2 separate regions of the Homo sapiens genome follow, and region 1 is linked to region 2. Evidence: read pairs that join two places in POLR2A ChIA-PET (ENCODE). Cell type or tissue: B cell. All regions are shown on one strand. Links, peaks and the distances in the headings refer to the core of each region. The heading gives the core; the rest is flanking DNA.

Region 1 (9,438 bases), core at 2,348-4,847, 57 kb after region 2:
GGCCTGCCTGCTGAGCCTCCAGCTGGGGAGGGGGCCCTGGGGAACTATGTGCTCTGTGGTCTGGGCGGATCTGCTGGGGCCAGAGTGGGGTTCATTTCGGGGAAGTGCTCTGTGGTGGTGCGTTCCACAGGGACGTGAGAGGACTGGCGCCACAGCAGGACCACCACCCTGGCAAGGCCAAGAATGGGGGCAGAGGGCGGGGTGAGGATGGGGTGGTTGACATCTCCTGCTCCTGCCAGAAAGTGCTTCCTTGTTCCTAACTCTGCAGGCCTTGGTTCCCAGGCCCTTATGCCCACGCCTCTGTTCCCAGGGCCAGGCAGGCTGTGGACGTGGGTGCTCAGACCACCTTTGGCTGGTCTGGCTGAGCTTTATTCTCTGAACCCCAGGTCTCAGGTCAATATCAAATTCCCCAGCTCTGGTGTAAGAAGGGCAAGATGGGACAAAGAAGCTTCCAGAGGGATTGCTTCTCTCCATTCCTCCTAAAATTGTGGTATCTGGGCAAGGACTTAAGCTCCAGCAATAGAGAAGCAGAGCTGAGATAGGCTGTGCTCAAAGAAGGAGAGTTGGGGACCAGTGTCACAACAGGGCACAGCCCCTGTCCCCATCATTCCCATCATTGACCACCCCCTCCTTCCTCAGGAGTTTCTAACTGCTCCCCCATTGCCTGTGTTTAACAGGCAGGGAAGGACTTGATTACAGACTGGAACAGTTTCCAGCAGCCCCACTCTGACATGCTAACCCCTACTCCAGAAGCTTGGCGGAGCCTCACCATGGTGGATCGACCGACAGAGCATGGTGAAAAATAGGTCACTCTGATTGCCCACACCCTCTCCCTCTGGCAAGGACCCCCAGCGGTGTCCCCATGAAATCCCTCCTCAACAGTCCACTGGGATGGCAGCTGAGACGCCACAAAGACGCCCCACTGACTCACACAGCCTCTTGCCTGGCTCTGGGCCCATCTCCAGTGGAGGCCTGGCCCTGAGGAGGCCCAGCTAGCTGGCACAAGAGGCAGTGTCTTCCCAGGACTTGGTGTCAGGATCACAGCTGTGGTTGGGGGAGGATGGGACTGGACAAATGGGCCTCTCAGGATCTGGGTCTGGTGAGTCCCTGTCTGCACTGTGAAGGACAAATGGGGCAGGGTCCTCCTCAGCTGGAAGGTGGTCAGTTACTTTCCAGGACTACCCAGGCCATGAGATAAGCTCCTGGTGTGTGTCCTGGAGGACTGGGAGAGTCGAGCAGGGCTACCTAGCCTTGGACCATGCCCAGCCTGTACACAGGCCTGTACACAGGTAGCCCACAGCTACAGCCCAGGGACCAGGGCTCCTTCACAACTCAGGTGGAGCACAGGGGAGAAAGTGTTCCAGTCTCTGACTTCCATTCTTGGGCCAGCACATTTCAGGTTTAGAGGCAGTTCCATTTGATAGAAGCTTAGGAAGGAAGACTCACAGAAGTTGAACCAAATAATTGAAAATGATAGGAAGACTAGGGACACTGGAATGGGACATCCCCCCCCCCCGCCCCCGCCACCCCCACCACATGCATACACACAGCAGGCCATGGAAATGTTCAGCCTGAGAAGAAAGAGTCTTGGTGTCTTGTGTTTGTAGGGAGGCTGTGCTGGACTCCAGGCAGAAAAGGGGTGAGGGTAGCTCAGGGCTGAGGGTCAGGGCTGGGGTTCAAGAGTACTGACATCCTGGCAGAGGCCCTCCAAAGCCCTGGGGCTTGCTCATCTGCCTCTTGGGTCTCAATAGGACCTGCCCAGAAGAAGGGACCAGATCTGGGGCCCTGAGACTTGCGTTCCCGACCTTGAGCCACCAAGCTGCCAGGGACAAGGGATGAAAGTGCAGTAGGACTTCTCAGAGCAGCTTCCCCAAAGAAGAGGCTAAGCCTGCTGACCTATGCCCAACTCCCATGCCTGCCCAGTCTACAGCCCTCTCAAGGGACCACGGAACTGCTCTCCTCATTGTCATTGCCCTGAAACCTCCTTGATCTACCTGGAGAACACCAGAGGGAGGGTGGCATCCCTCCACTTTGGGAGAGGGGCACTCCTCAGAGAACACAGAGCAGCCTCCTGAGGAGCAAGGCCCAGAAGAGGAAAGGGATAGAACTGGGACAAATGGAAGGCAGAAGCCAGGAAAGACAGGCCAGGAATAGCAGCCAGCAGCTTGAACCTAAGCTTGTAAAGGAGTGAGGGCTGCTCTGCTGAGCACGGGGCACATCTGAGGTGTGTATGGATTGTGCAGAGGAGTCACTGCACCTGATCCGGACACTAGGTGGTTAAGGCGGGGTACTCATGTTGGAGACAGCCTGAGACAACGCTGGGGTGTCTTCTGCCTGCATAACCGCAGGGCCACAGCAGCAGCTGTTGGGCGTGAAAGCCAGGAGCCTTTTAACGTAGTAAAGGAGCTCTCTGTCCCTGACCCAGCTCTCAGGCCTGCCGTACCCTGAGCACCCCTCACCCGGAGGAGTGCCAGAGCCCCTACCAGCGGCTGCTTCTAAGCCACTGTGCAGCCAGGAAGCAGCGCCGCAGCAGGCCCGAGTGCTCCACTGTCCCCACAGAAGGCATCCATTGAGACCGCGGGACCAGCCTTGGCTTTCACATTTCGCTGCAGCCTTGTCCCGCGCCGCACTGTTTCCTCCGGCCACTGTGGGGTCACTAAGCGACCTGCAGAACTCGCTGAGGCCCAGGCTCCTGCAGCTCCCGCCGAAGACTCAAAGCCAGAGTGGACATAAACGCCGTGGGCAGGACCCCGGTGAGGCCTCGGTGCCCTTCTTGGGGGTTCTCAGCGTTGGCCCAGAAGCCTCAGCCCGGGTCTAAGAACTTGGGACTCTCCTCGACTTTGGCGATCGGCCGGGTCATCCGGCTCAGGGCCTCAGCGGCAGCGGGCAAAACTCTAGTAGGAGTCTCTTGCCGAGGGCGTGTTTCGACGTCAGAGCCAAACTCGGGACAGACTAGCCAAGCGCGGACGGCGCGAGAGTGGCTGGCAGCGCCAGCACGCAGCCTGGGTTCAGAGCAAGGCTGGGCGCTCTCAGCAAAGGGCGGCCTGGGGCTGCGCGGGCGGCGGACTGCAGGCGGGAGAAGAGCGAGGTGCGCCAGGCTCTGGGGCGCGCAACTGCCCAGCCTCGTGAAAGATCGCGCCGCAGATGGGGCGCAGCTGCGCGCTCACTCGTGTGGACTGGAAACGCTCCGAGCCGGTTATTTTAAAAACCGGGAAATAAGGCGGGTTCCCTCTTCGCCCGCCACTTCCCACCAAGTAGGCTGTGCGGCCCTGGGGGCTGACTGTCCTCAAGCAGCCAGGCTCCACCGCGCGCCGCGCTGCGCCGAGGTCCGCTCTGCCGCAGGGACGCTGGCAGCCCGTTGAACACCGGCAAGAGCGCCAGAGGCTAGCGGCCGCCAGGATCTCTACCAGGCTCTGCTCGCACCCGCCTGCCTCCCTTTCGTTTGGCCTGTCCTCCGTTCAACTGAAATCGTTAATTTTCTTACCCCCTTGTTCTCATTTTGATATATTCTACGCTTTAAACATGCTCCGTTTTCTTTTGTTTAGTCTGCTCCCTCCCTCTTTGTCCTTTCCCCCTTCTCTAGTTATCCGTTTCGTTCGATCTTGCTCCTGCTTTTTTTATTCGTTCGTTCCTCATTTATTCATTTTAGTTCATCCCAGCTCGCCGACTGCCATTTACCCTCTCGTTCTCGCCGCGCTCTCCGTTGTTTTGTTCAATTTCCCTTCCCCTTTTCTTGGTTGTCGCTCGCTTTCTTTGGTTTTCTTTCTCGGTATTTCGTTGTCAAGGCCACCCTTGCCGTCGGATCCCGGGGTGCTGGGTTTCTCCCGGCCGCTCGTTCCGCACCAGCGCTCTCTGCAGTTCGCGCGGCACCGGTGTGGTCCGGGGGCCCGAGCTGTCGGTGCCGGATGCGGCGCGCCTAGCAGGGACGCGGGCCTGGGGGGGTGGCTCCTGCCCGACGCGGAGCGCTGAGCCAGGCCGGGTACCTGTCTCTGGCGGTGCTCACCGCACTGCGCGGCCTCTGCCGTCTGGCTGGGATCAGAGGAGCCAGGCCAACTGCTTCTCATTAAGTCCCAACTGTGGTTTTTATCAGGAAAGCCTCTTTCAAAGGGCACAGACACGAAGCTCCGCGGACTCGTTCATTTCCTCCGTTGACCCACACACACCTCCCCGCCCTCCCCTACACATTCCCACCGCCCCGGCTGGGCGAAAGCCGGAGATGCCCGGCCACTCCGTGGAGGCCCGCGAGGCGCCAGCCGGGCGGCGGCAGGGGGTTGAGGCGGATCTTGGAGGATCCAGTTCTGGGCCTAGGCTGCGGGATATGGCAGCGCAGATAAGGTGGGTGCAGTGCGGAAGCCGAGACGCCTTACAGGTCATAGGGTGCGGCGGACGGCCGCAGAGCTGCCGATCAGCCTGCCAGGCCCCTGCCTTCAGGCGCATTCTCGGATGCCGGCGCGGTCCAGCCGGCCTTAGCACAGGGCACCGGCCCGTGAGCCCGCGGCGCCAGGGGGTTAGGCTGCCCAGGGCTGCTCCTGACTGCCCAGCGGTGATGATCCAGCGCGGGGAAGCCAAGACTGCCAGAAGGGCGGCTATCATAGTGCATAACGGCAGGGAGGCCAGCTTAGTATGAGAAATAAGAATACAGTTATTCCGTCTTGAGGACAGCCCTGGCATTGCACGACCAGTCGCGGCCAGACTGTGCCAGTCTGCCGCACAGGCAGCACCCTTCCTGTGAAGGCTAGGCCCGGGGAGGAGAGACGGGCCAAGACCAGGCCGCAGTCCCCAGCCGACCCCGATTTGACCACTCTAGGTTGAGGCCCAGCCTCAGGGCCCTCAAAGGGCGCCAGACACAAAAGCCGCGCTTCTTCGTCAGGTCTCAGTGTGGCTCCACAGCCCTCGGCCGGGTCTGGGCTTCAGGGTAGGTGGCAGTTCCAGTCCAACTTCGGCAGAGCATGCTCTCTCCTTCCCAGGTCCAACTGCTTTCGGGCCCCGACTGGACTCCGGGCCGTCGCCACTGCACCTTCCCTCGACCTCCCGCCTTCCATTCCCGCCGCCGAGGAACGGTGGTTCACCCTCCCGCCCCACACTGGCCTTTGCCTGGCCCGGGCCAGCGCCAACCCGGCTTCCGTGGAAGCCGTGGCGAAAGGCGAGAGGGGCAAAAAGTTGAGAAATAGGCGAGCGGGAGAGATAAGCAGGAAGGCCCGGGTGGGCCCGGGTAAGGAAGAAGAAGAGAGGGTCGGGCTGCGCGCTACGCCCCGCGCCGCGCGTTACCTTCCGCGGGGCCCTCGTAGAAGTGGCCGCCGTTGAGGGCCGGGCCGGGCCCGAGGTCCTGCAGGTACTTGGCGGGCGGCTTGGCCGGCTCTGGGAGGTAGGGCTCCAGGGGCCCGCAGGCCGGAAAGCGGGTCAGCCGCGGGCCGCGGGGCGGCGCGGGGTGCAGGTGAGGCGCAGCGGCGGGGGTTCCCTGCGGGCCCGGAGGCTCGTCCCCCGAGGCCACATAGGGGCCGGGTGCAGGCCCCACGCGGAAAGGCGCGCAGTGCTCGGGGTCCATGCCGGCTCAGGGCGCACAGGCCTCCGGGGCTCCGGGGCTCGCGCTGCCCGCGCCGCCTGTGAGCGCCCGCCAAGGGGGAGGGACCTGGGCGCGGGGGCGCGGAGCCCCCGGGAGCGGCGCGCGCCGCGGGGGGCGGGGGGCGGGGGGCAGGGGAGGGGGCCGCGCCTCTGACTTAATGCTGGAACCATCCACGTCACGTGTGGCCCCGTGCGGGTTAACCCCTCGGAGCCCGGGAACCCCCTCCCCCCATTCACCCAGAGCCCAGTCCCAGGCAGCTCAGGAGAGGATGAAGCAGCTTCCTCTCTAGGGCAGGATCCCTTTGTCTACCCATCCAGGTGAGTCTCTTGCTCAGAGCAGCACCCGTGGTCCTGATATCCAGCCTAGAGGCACTTGCCCCTAGAGGGGTGAGGCCGTGTGGGCATCCCCCCCAAACACTTTTGGGCCTGGACTCTGGACATCAGCCTGGGATGAGGGCCTGGGCGGGCAGACAGGCAGGCCTTAGGCTGCAGTTTTACTTAGGTCTCCGCTAGGAGCTGGACAAAATGTTGCCTCAGCAAAAAACACCTCCCTTAGAGATCTCTTGTTTCTCACAGTGAAAGGAGCTATTGGGAGTGTTGTGTGGAAGCAGATCTAAGCTGGGAATGGGGTGCTGGGGAGCTTGGACCTGGACACTATCATTAATTAGCTATGGTTCCTTGCGCCAATCATTAGTGTCCTCATCTGACTGTGGAGGTCGGGCCAAGCCAACCCTGGGTCTTTCTATGTATTTGAGGTGTGTTTCAGAAGTAGAGACAGGGCCAGAGCAGACAGGGAGACTCCCATGGGCAGCTCAGGACTGAACAGTGTCCTGCAGGGGCAGCCTTTGGAACAGGTGGAGGATGAGCAGAAGGGCTGGTGTTTCCTCTGGCAGCAGCTTGGAGTGAATGCGTTTCAGTGGGCAGATGACCCAAGTGTCTGGGGACCCACTGGAGAGACTGTCTGCAGCTCGGACCTCAGGGCTGTGCTCCCCCAGGCCTGACGATTCAGAAGGGATGAGGGTAGAACTGCATCTTCTAAGAGCTGAGTCTCCCCAACCAAAAGGAGACAGGATTAGAGCAGTAGCTTAGAATTTCAGAAAAGAGAAATAACCACCACCCTACCTAAGATCTGGGGAGAAATACCCAAGGACCCGAGGACCCTGCTCACTTCCCATGGATTGAGGAGCCCGTGGGGCTGCGTTAAACTGTTTTTATTATCAATGCCCCCGGAGACTAGCAAGAGAGGTGGGGAGTCAAACATCATTTGTATTTCATTTGAATTCTCAATTTTTAAAGGAATCCAAGAGGCCTGGTGTGAACACCTCCCTCTTCCGCTGGGGGCTTAGAAGGGGTTTCTTGGCTCCTCAGCCAGAGTTGGGCTGTAAATCAAGACCAAACAGGAACCAGAAGCCTTGCATCTCACAAGGAGTCATTAAGCCGTTATTAAACATACCATAACTTCTCTGAAGACTTATTGGTTTCAACACCACCTTGGAGGCATTATGGCCATTAGGGCCCCTAATCACGGAATGCAGACTGGCCAGAGAGATGGGAGCACCTGGGGCTGGTATTTCTAGTCAAGAGGGAGGCTCGGCTTGAAATTAAGCTTCCCTTCTGGCCTCACCAGAGGGATCCTTTCTCCAGGATCTAGTGGATCCAGCTCTGGGCAACCAATTTGAACCGATCACCTTTGCCCATTAATAAGGTTTTTCAATAGTTGTTGATTGGATATTGTTTTCTTTTCTCTCTTCCCCATACCTGCGAAATTGGATATTGTTGACTTTCTAGGAGGACATCAATTTAGGATACCTATTCTATTCAACAGTTATCAAGAAGTTTACTATGGAGGATGAAAATATCACCCAGGAAAATGTCACCAACAATTTAAACAAGGCAGCCTGGATCAAAGGCTGAGTCTTCTGCCTCCCATGACAACCTTGCTGAGCCTCAGTTTCCTCATCAGAAAGGTGGGCCACACATGGAAGTAGGGTATTTGCAAAGCATTCGTGTTTTGATGCACTGTGTTAATTTAATAGATGCTGATGATGATGGTGATTACCATCTCCAGTGGGTTCCATCACTGAATAGGTGAAAGGCTCCTGACTTCAGAGTGAATGGGCCTAAGGCTGGAGCTGAGCAGAGAGACACAGGGACCTGCATCCACTTTCAAGCCCAGAAATTTCTCTTGACATTCTCCCACTCTCTGAACAGAGCCAATTTCCATACTGGGATGGTGTTACCAATTAAACTGAGGAGAGAGAAAACCCTAGATTACATGAGAGTTTTGTGGGTAAGTGGAGTTGACCTTCCTGGGAGAGTTTTCTTCCAGAACCACACAAATCAGCACACGGGGAGGAGACTTTTCCACTTGTCTTTTAAGCCGTTTGTGTAAACTTTTATCTATCTGTATGTGGTCCGGAAAGAGTTTGATGGAGCAGGTGCATAGAAACCTCAAAAACAGCAATCTCAGAGTTAATAAATTTTCCTTCTTAGGGGGGCTGGGAGATCATGGAGTGTCACAAAGGCCCTCATATTATAGGTAAAAACAACAGCTAACACTTACGTATACCTACAGTGTGCTGGGTGCTAGCTCATGTATTCTACGTACATTGGTTTATTAATTTTTATTTTATTTTATTTTTTTTAGATAGAGTCTCACTCAGTTGCCCAGGGTGGAGCACAGTGGCCATGATCTCAGCTCACTGCAACCTCCACCTCCCAGGTTCAAGTGATTCTCCTGCCTCAGCCTCCCGAATAGCTGGGATTACAGGCATGTGCCACCATGCCTGTCTAAGATTGGTTTATTTAATCTTCACAGCTCTGTGAAATAGGTACCCTGTTTTCTAGAGAAGGAGCCTGAGGCCAGGAGGGAGCCATTTGTTCAGGTAGACACAGCCAGTTAGTGCCAGAACCAGAATTTACACTCAGATCCGCGGTCCCCCACTCCACACGACTCCTCAGTCCTTCTTCAGTTAACGAAGCTGAAATCATTCACTGTGCACCCTCATTTTCCCAGTGGGAAGGCTGGGACTCCTTCCAGAAAGGAAGGCTGAGGCCAGAGTGGCCTGGGGACATTGCACTGCTGCCTTCATGATCAGCAAATGGCATCTGTTGAGACTCGTATGCCTAGCTGCGGCCACTGATACAGTAGGTAGAGGGTGGTTTCTGCTAAGCTGAGACCAAATGAAACAGAGTGCTTAACACTTGAGAGGTTTATGACCAATGCAGCCAGATGTGGGGCAGAATTTTAAGGGAATTTGTGAATTCACCATTTGTGCTGTTTAATAACCAACTGAATTATAACAGCATTTGTCACTGAAAAATTGTCCATGGAGTAAGAGATGAGTGGATGGCGAGATCCAGATAATTCCAGGCCCTGTAATGAAAAAACTGAACAAAACCCCTCTCCATCTGCTAAGAAGAGCTACGTTTTAAATGGAAATGATACTTACTAGCTGTTTTACACCAGCTGAATGTTTAATTCATTCATTTAACAGGAGAGCCTACCATGTGATCCCCATTTGCTGGTACCAGGATATAGTGGCACACACGACATGTGATCCCTGCCTTCACAGTGCTTACACTTTGCTGGAATGGAAGTGTCTCATCCACGTTGAAGAAAATCATCCTCATTTGGCTGTGAATTAGAATAGAATCTGGTCTTGTGAGAAGAGTTCCTGGCTCTGGGCCTCAACTGTAAGGTCAGTTCTTCATTTAGGGAAACATCAGCCCCAGCACCACTTTCCGTTTCATTCTCTGCTTCCCTCAGCCTGCACCACAGGAAGGACATGTGCTTCTTTTTCCCCCAGTGGATTTCCAGAAGGGATAGGGACGATGAGAAAGAGGTAACCTCAGATCTGAGATTTGCTTGACATA
Region 2 (8,784 bases), core at 1-2,500:
AATGATTGTTGTATATCCTCTTGCATATCTGTCAGATAAGTGGTATTTTTAGCTTTTATGTGAAACCACTTTTTAAAGTTGATCATTTTGACAGACTTTCCCAGGGCTATCAGTAGAACCAGAGCTGTTTGCCTTTTGTGCCATTTCTTTCTTTCTCTATTCCTTGAGCACAACTTAGTGTAAAATCCCTTGTAAGACTATCTTATCACTTTTGTCTATATCCATGGTTCTCAAAGTGTGATCCTCTGACTAGCAGCATCAGCAACACCTGGTAACTTGTTGGAACTACTAATGCTTAGGTGCCACTCCATACCTGCCAGATGGGAAACTGGCCACAGGGTCTAGCAATATATGTTTTAACAAACCTTCCATGTGATCCTGATAGATGCTTGAATTTGAGAACCAGTGATCTATAGAAATAGCATTCCTTATCTGCCCTAAATTATTCTTCTGTTTTTGCCAGGTCTGGTTCCAATCCAGATGGGACCAAGTACCTCTATTATCTGGGATTACTATAGCTGCAGGTTTATAATCAGTGGTCCCTTGTCATAGGCACTAATAGCACAGTATTGTTAGGGTGGGTGAAAGAGCTGCAACATGGAAGTACCCACAACAGTTTCATTCATACCACCTATTAGAACCTAGAGGAGCAGAACTGAGAGCGTTGTAAAAGGTAGCTCCAATTAAGGGTGTTCCCTTAACTTAAATGAAAGTCCCTTGGGGACTGCACTCTGTAGAGTTGGGGACCACTGAGGTTTTTCTATCCTTGTTTTTTTCTTTCCTGGCTCTAGCTGCATCCTACACAGATAGCTCTGATGATGAGGTTTCTCCCCGAGAGAAGCAGCAAACCAACTCCAAGGGCAGCAGCAATTTCTGTGTGAAGAACATCAAGCAGGCAGAATTTGGACGCCGGGAGATTGAGATTGCAGAGCAAGGTAAAGAAAGGGAGTGGGTTAGGGGACCAGAAACAACCCTCTTGTTGGCCATCAGAATCCACAAACAACTTAAGACTTGAAAGCTGACTTGAAAGTGTACTGGGAAGAAAGACAGTATTATGGACTTTCGGATAAACACTTCTCTCTCTATGGAACTTAAGTCTTGGGATTTTGTTCTCTCTTCCTTCTGTTCTCAGCATGTGGTGATTACACACAGAGTAGTTTCTGTTTTCCTCCTTGCCCCACCCCACCACTGTATTCAAAGATCTACATGGCAGAATTGACAAGTCCTAGATCACTACGTGGTAGTTGGTTATATGGGATCTTACTATAGCTGCCAATGGCAGAGACCCAGATTGCCCAGAAGCAGCTGATGAGGAAGGGTTTTAAGGTAAGGATGTGGTGACCTAGAGTCTTGTTTGGTCCTGAGCACCCTCTGCTGGAGCAGAGTAAAAGTGACTGACAGTTAAATCTTGGTTTCTCTACCCCAGCCACTCCCAGTAAGGTCCTCTTTACTCTTGTGTTGTTTACACATTGAAGGCATGTTCTATACTGAGAGAGAATAGAGAAACCAAACAGACTGACAGGACATGGTAAGACAGCATAGAAAAACAGAAGTTAGTGGTTTCGGCTGAGGGTACAGTCTTTCTGGTCTGATGATTATATATAGGAATCTATTAGCCAATGCCTTAACTATTTTCCTCTCTTCCCAAATGAATGATGAGACTCACCCTTCATTTTGATCAGTTTTAAGGATTTACTTCATTCTCTGTTCAGTCCTCTGTGTATAAAGCTGAAGCAGTAGAGGAAGAGAGAAACTCCAAGTGGTTGCATGACTGCTCTCCACTATTACTGTGCCGTTGAAGCTGCCAGTCGTCATGGAAATAGGCTTAAAGTTTTTCTGCCTCATCTCACCATATCTCAACAGATCCAGACCAGCCCTGGGGCAGGAACTGATGATACTGCTAGTGCAGACCTAGCTCAAATCCTCTGTTCTTTCACAGACATGTCTGCTCTGATTTCACTCAGGAAACGTGCTCAGGGGGAGAAGCCCTTGGCTGGTGCTAAAATAGTGGGCTGTACACACATCACAGCCCAGACAGCGGTGAGTTTGTTGGAAGAAAAGAGGGACTTCTGATAAGGGGAAGAAAGAAATCAATTTTTTTTTTTTCACTTTTCCTTTCCTAACTCGCCAACCTCCAAATGCTAACTATTAATAGGATCTCCCTGTTACACAATAATGGGGTTTTCTGGGTTTTTTTTTAATATGTAAACCCACTTTCAGCAAACTTGACCTAGGAAAGTCTAGATTTGCAAACATATGATTGTTATAAAATGTTATAAAGACTTTTAGAAACCTATGTTTTATGCAAAGTTAAATACCAGTGCACCACCTCGCTGGAGTACACCCTTTTGTAACTTTCCAGTGTAGCACCTGTTGGTGCAGAGTTGATAGGTATTGCTATCTTGATGAGGCTTGCTCTCCATTCCTGGGTGGCCCTTCTCTTCCTCACCCTGTCTTCCTACACTTCTACACAGGTGTTGATTGAGACACTCTGTGCCCTGGGGGCTCAGTGCCGCTGGTCTGCTTGTAACATCTACTCAACTCAGAATGAAGTAGCTGCAGCACTGGCTGAGGCTGGTAAGTTCGGTTTTTTCCCACCAACTTTGCCCCAAAATAGTTATCCAAACATATAACTTTTTTGTATCAAAATTGTCATTACAATATCATATATGTCTAGAGGCTATAAAATTGTGCATGATAAAAACCTCAACAGGAAGAAAGTGGATAATAAAATTAAGATGGATATCCATGGTGGAATATTATGTAGTCATTAAAAATGGCCTTTGAAAATAATCTAATGGCATGGGGTCATGCCCAGTTCTAGTGTTAGTTGAACGAGGAAGAATGTTAAACTATATAAGTGCCATCAATTTTGTGAGAGAGCACAAGTAAGAAGTACCTTTCATATTGATAGTGCATTAAATAATTTGGTATTCAGTATGGCATTGAAAATATATGAGCTATTTGTGAGTTTAATTAAACGTAAAATAATTTTTTATTATTCAGGCCAGGCCTGGTGGCCCACGCCTATAATCCCAGCACTTTGGGAGGCCGAGGCGGGCAGATCACTTGAGGCCAAGAGTTCAAGAACGGTCTGGCCAACATGGTGAAACCCCACCTCTACTAAAAATACAAAAGTTAGCCGGGAGTGGTGGTGTGCGCCTGTAATCTCAGCTACTCAGGAGGCTGAGGTAGGAGAACCACTTGAACCTGGGAGGCAGAGGCTGCAGTGAGCCGAGATCATGCCACTGCACTGCAGCCTGGGCGACAGAGTGAAACTCCATCTCAAAAATTAATAACAATAATAATAATTTTTATTATTCAAATATTCAGAAGAAAATCACCGTGAAGTTTCTTTGAGGACCTCTCATCTTTCTTTCTTTTTTTTTTTTTCTTAAGATGGAGTCTTACTCTGTTGCCCAGGCTGGAGTGCAATGGCGCAGTCTCGGCTCACTGCAACCCCTGCCTCCTGGGTTCAAGTGATTCTCATGCCTCAGCCTCCTGAGTAGCTGGGATTGCAGTGGCATGCCACCACACCCAGCTAATTTTTGTATTTTTAGTAGAGATGGGGTTTCACCATGTTGGCCAGGCTGGTCTCGAACTCCTGACCTCAAGTGATCTGCCTGCCTTGGCCTCCCAAAGTGCTGGGATTACAGGCGTGAGACACCACACCCAGCCGGACCTCTCATCTTTTTAAGATCCTCAGAAAGCAACTTTATAATACTTTTGGGTTTTTTTGTTTATTCTTTTCTGATAAGTGTTCACTGCAAAAAATTTAGGAAGTTCCCCAAAACCCTACAATCCCACTACATAGAGTATTTGATTAATGTTTTTCCTTTTCCTTTCTTCTACTTTACATAAATTCTAATATGTATACAGTTTTATAACCTAAATACAATATTTTCAGACGTAGTTTTCCATGTCACTGAAAACTTTGACAGCATCATTTGTAATAGTCATTCATATGGCTATGTGATTTCACCTCACTATTTTCCTAATGGAGAACATTTAGGTTGTTTCAAGATGTTTACTAATATCAATAATGCTCCAGTTAACAACTTTTATTAATTCCCACTTCATTTTATCTCCTTCTAAGTATAAAATTAGTCCAGAGAAAGGAACACTTTAAGGTTCCAAACTACTTTTAAAGCAAAAATTCCTTAATTTCTTAACCTAATTAATTTCTGAACCAAAAGTGATTCTTTGACTTTTGGCTCTGAATTTTTTCCCTTCTGAAATTGTTTCTTTTGCCTTTTTCTCTTCACATGGATCTCAGAAAGTGATTTGGTACAGGACACTCCTCAAAGGAGGAATCAGCTGATTCATTTCTGTCTCTACAGGAGTTGCAGTGTTCGCTTGGAAGGGCGAGTCAGAAGATGACTTCTGGTGGTGTATTGACCGCTGTGTGAACATGGATGGGTGGCAGGCCAACATGGTAATAATGCATATACATCCTACACTTTGACAATAGATTTATTTCCTTTTTTTCCCTCAAAGCATGGTTCCCTAAATATGTTTTGGATGTTTGGTCTTATGCACTGACTTTGTTGCTAAAGTGTTTAGCTTGATACCTATTCAGAATGGGTCTGAGTACTGAATGGAAAGGTGGGGGAAGGGTAAGACTAGCTGAACACATGGCTCAAACACACCAGAACAAAATAGTGGTGCTTCTTTGGAGTAGGATTCTGCTTTCTTTCCTTCCTGCCCCAGTTCTCCTTTTGCATTCAAAGGGGCTATATATTTCAAGACTCTAGACTAAAAATGAGTCTGTGATTAGCTTAATACTCATCACTGTAGCCTAAAGCAAACCTAGGAATCCTTTTAACCATTTTACACCAACAAATTTGACTGTATTTCCACTCTCTAAGCCTGCTCTAGGGAGCTCTGAGGAGTACTCTTCCAAAACATACAGGGCTCTCTTACTAGTACAGAAAGTGGGTTCAAAGTTCCCCCCAGCCCTAGCAGCCTGAATGCCCATAGAAGTCTTCTGGCTGTTCTATAGATCCTGGATGATGGGGGAGACTTAACCCACTGGGTTTATAAGAAGTATCCAAACGTGTTTAAGAAGATCCGAGGCATTGTGGAAGAGAGCGTGACTGGTGTTCACAGGTAACAGATTCTGGAGTAGCTGCCCCTTGTGTCCTTGCCTCAGCAAACTCTCCTGGTCTCTGTTAGGCTTTAGGACTGTGTTTCAGACTTATAACTAAATGGGAATATCTTCATTAGATAAAATTTTGAGTTTTTACTTTTGAAAAATCAAGTTGATCCTAGAAGGAAGTTATTTCAGGTTCTAGTTCATACATTTTTCTCTCCCATTTACTCCATTGAGTGATTCTCAACTAGTGTTGAGGGGCGGGTAGGGAATAAATGTATCTTGAAAAACTGTATTCAATATTGTATTATCATTTTATATTTGAAATATGAAAAACAATCCTATTGTAAAACTACATGTTATACACACTACAAAAAGTAAAACTGGGCAAAATATTCTTGGCTTGTTGGAATACTGAAAAGATATCTGAAAGAGTGTTTCTTGGGGGCACATTGCGCATGCTTACTCACACACACACGGAACCATATCAGAATCATTGATAGTCTTTGTTTATCAGAAGTAGGCATGGGTTTCTATTGAAAAATGCTGATCAAAGGAAATAACACTCCCTATAAAGGGAAGAGAAGTACATTTCTTCAATTGAAAGGCTTTTTTTTTTCTTCCAAAAAAGGGGTAAAGGGAGAAGAAAATGAAAAGAAGTGTGGAGGGATGACAAGGAAATAATCATGTTTTCTAATATCCTTGGGCAATAAATGAGACTGGGAAGGGCAGCATGGAACTTGAAGAGAATTAGGCAGATTTTGCCACAAATTATGTTGTGCCAGCTAACTTGGTTTTTGTTTGTTTTTGTGACCTCTTCTCTCTTTAGGCTGTATCAGCTCTCCAAAGCTGGGAAGCTCTGTGTTCCGGCCATGAACGTCAATGATTCTGTTACCAAACAGAAGTTTGATAACTTGTACTGCTGCCGAGAATCCATTTTGGATGGGTAGGTTGAATGTATATATATTCAAACTTCTAGGGGCTCTGGTCTTCCTTTGGCTTTAAAAGTTTATTAGAGGGACCATTTCATACTGAGCTCAACCAGCTTCCAATTGATATTCTCATGGGCATTGGCCCACACTTTTAACTTTGTGAAGAGGGACTGAGTTTGAGCTATTAACGTTTGAGTTGAGCCCTTGTCTGTTTCCACAGCCTGAAGAGGACCACAGATGTGATGTTTGGTGGGAAACAAGTGGTGGTGTGTGGCTATGGTGAGGTAAATAGCTGGGTCTCAGTGTCTCTTTCTTTTTGTGTACTTATTAGAAATATTGGGTAAAGGAGGCTTGTGCTGTCAATCTAGAGTCACTGATACAAGGTTTAAATTTTTTTAGATAATGTATCTCAAACAATAGCAAAAGCCTTTTATTCAGATTTATGAATAGAAACATACAAAATGAATTGAGTTTTCAGATTTTACCATTTTGCCTTGTGGAATAGATACTAGTATCATCTTCCCCAATTATAACAATAACCTTTAATGAGACTTAATTCAAGTGAATATATAGCATTTTAGCCCCACAAGTGACTTGCAGTAGAATTAAGGGTGGAATCTGAAATGGCATATAGTTGAATATCTCCAAACTGGAATAGGTCACATATTTTGTTGTCTTCAGCAATGACCCAAAGAAGTTCCTGAGCTACGAGGGTATCCTTGAGTAGATTCTTCTCAAGTAAGAGAATAGGAAATTAGAGGTTGCTTAGAGTAAGTTGCTTTTGCTTAGTCTTGTTTCCCTGATGAAAACTGCTATGCAAAGCCCCAGTCCTTCCTATGACATGTCTGCTAAATTACCTCTCTAACTGAGGTTCACAACGTAATCTGGGTCTGTTTCTGTTCTGCTTGGGATTGGAGCGTCTGTGCAGCTGCTCACCAGATGACAGGCTATTTCATGAAGGTTAATTCCTGTCTCACAAATAACCTACCTACCCTAAATATCCATGACTTAATGAACCTAACGACTTGACCTTTCTTTTGTTCTGCAGGTAGGCAAGGGCTGCTGTGCTGCTCTCAAAGCTCTTGGAGCAATTGTCTACATTACCGAAATCGACCCCATCTGTGCTCTGCAGGCCTGGTAAGAACAGAGTGATAATACTATTAGATTCACTCTAGGTGCTTTATGTTATTGAGAGTTCATAATTGAGTATATTAATCATTTTTGCAGAAATCACCTAGGGGAAGAGAAGGCTAGGACTGCTCTGTTCTTCTCACTCTAACCCTAGGGCTCTCTGAGAGCCTCTTGGCATTTTTCCTTCCTAGAGGGAGTCTTGGGGACTCTGAAGAGGCCAGTGTATATAGTTTAGCAGAGCTTATCACTCACCATTCCTGTGAGGTGGCACTGGATCCAACTAGAAGGGGATCTTGTCTCATTTCATGACCATCTTCCCTCCCACTGCCTTCTTGCTTTACTCATAGTGTTCCTTTCTTTTCTTCCAGCATGGATGGGTTCAGGGTGGTAAAGCTAAATGAAGTCATCCGGCAAGTCGATGTCGTAATAACTTGCACAGGTAAATAACTTGCATAGAGAAGTGTTTATTCAGAGGCTAAATCTTGAAAGTAGTCTGAGTGACTTTCATACAAAGGAGGTGAGACCTCTGTTCAGTATAAAGGTCTCAGAACTAGAATAAGCTATCAGAACCTTAACATGTTTTCCAGAGTAAAAAACTTTTTTCCCTGGTGACTTTTTATACTGCTTGATCTGAAGACCAGATAGCCTAAGGAGCGGTTATGCATGTCTTCTCTCAGAATGTCTACATGTTCTTTAATGCCAGCAAGCCTCTGGTCTCCTATGTTCTACCTGAAAGCCAGCCAGTACCTTTGTTGCCCGGCATCTCTTTCCTTAACCACCCATCTTTTCTTTTAGGAAATAAGAATGTAGTGACACGGGAGCACTTGGATCGCATGAAAAACAGTTGTATCGTATGCAATATGGGCCACTCCAACACAGAAATCGATGTGGTAAGGCTTCTCTCATTTGTTGCTAGGCATTTCTCTACTACCTTTCATTAATAACCATAGTCAACTGTGCTTTCTTCCTTTCAGACCAGCCTCCGCACTCCGGAGCTGACGTGGGAGCGAGTACGTTCTCAGGTGGACCATGTCATCTGGCCAGATGGCAAACGAGTTGTCCTCCTGGCAGAGGTACACACAGAGAAGGACCCTGGCAGAGCAGCACAAGCAGAGTAGTTAGATCTATGAGGGGGGAGGGGAGGGAAACAAATATTAGGCCTATGTTTCCCTGAATTTTATCTTTGGAGAGAGAGATATTTCACAAATTGGTCCCCAAAATAAAACCACTTTAAAAAAATCTACTTTTTACTAAGTAACACTATTTCCTAACCACAGCTGATTCTTTAACCTTTCAGACTCAGATGGATTTGCAGAAAATAGGAAAAAGCCTAGAGTCCTGATCTGGAACTGTAATTCTTCCTCTTCCAACTGAGTCTAGAGGGGTGTAAAGTCCTCTCCCGCTTTGGCTTGACTTGTATGCCATTGGAATCTGAGACAGAGCTCATCCCAGGGCTCTCTCTTACCTTTCCAGGGTCGTCTACTCAATTTGAGCTGCTCCACAGTTCCCACCTTTGTTCTGTCCATCACAGCCACAACACAGGTATGTGGCAAAATGCCTGCTTACACTGCACTGCAATTTGTGGAACTGGGCGTAGATCAGTTCCAGTGAGGGTGTACTGTACTATGT

Evidence for each region. ChIA-PET counts read pairs that join two places held together with the same protein. Peaks named below come from ENCODE experiments on the same cell type or tissue, not always from the same donor. Only the 100,000 strongest peaks of a DNase experiment are listed, where the experiment ranks them.
Region 1: POLR2A ChIA-PET joins it to region 2 with 8 read pairs; 4 of 35 experiments call an interaction of 5 or more read pairs at or near these places.

What each region holds. Positions count from the first base shown.
Region 1 is chr1:110,065,068-110,074,505 of GRCh38, forward strand. It overlaps ALX3 (ALX homeobox 3), which reads right to left and starts at 5,605. Exons shown (of 4, transcript NM_006492.3): 1 at 5,269-5,605. The coding sequence starts at 5,545. In B cell, for the core only: no CTCF peak of the experiment used is centred there; DNase peaks (open chromatin) are centred at 3,044, 3,874 and 4,614; H3K4me3 peaks cover 2,101 bases; H3K27me3 peaks cover 2,500 bases.
Region 2 is chr1:110,010,423-110,019,206 of GRCh38, forward strand. AHCYL1 (adenosylhomocysteinase like 1) reads left to right here. Exons shown (of 17, transcript NM_006621.7): 3 at 792-935; 4 at 1,940-2,040; 5 at 2,475-2,577; 6 at 4,341-4,435; 7 at 5,003-5,109; 8 at 5,922-6,038; 9 at 6,245-6,308; 10 at 7,073-7,161; 11 at 7,524-7,594; 12 at 7,951-8,045; 13 at 8,130-8,228; 14 at 8,629-8,697. Among named protein-coding and RNA genes, the nearest start is that of STRIP1, 20 kb to the right of the region's middle. RefSeq lists enhancers at 2,022-2,071, 7,596-8,784. In B cell, for the core only: CTCF peaks have their summits at 1,351 (motif pointing left) and 1,550; a DNase peak (open chromatin) is centred at 1,449; H3K4me3 peaks cover 1,392 bases; H3K27ac peaks cover 2,500 bases.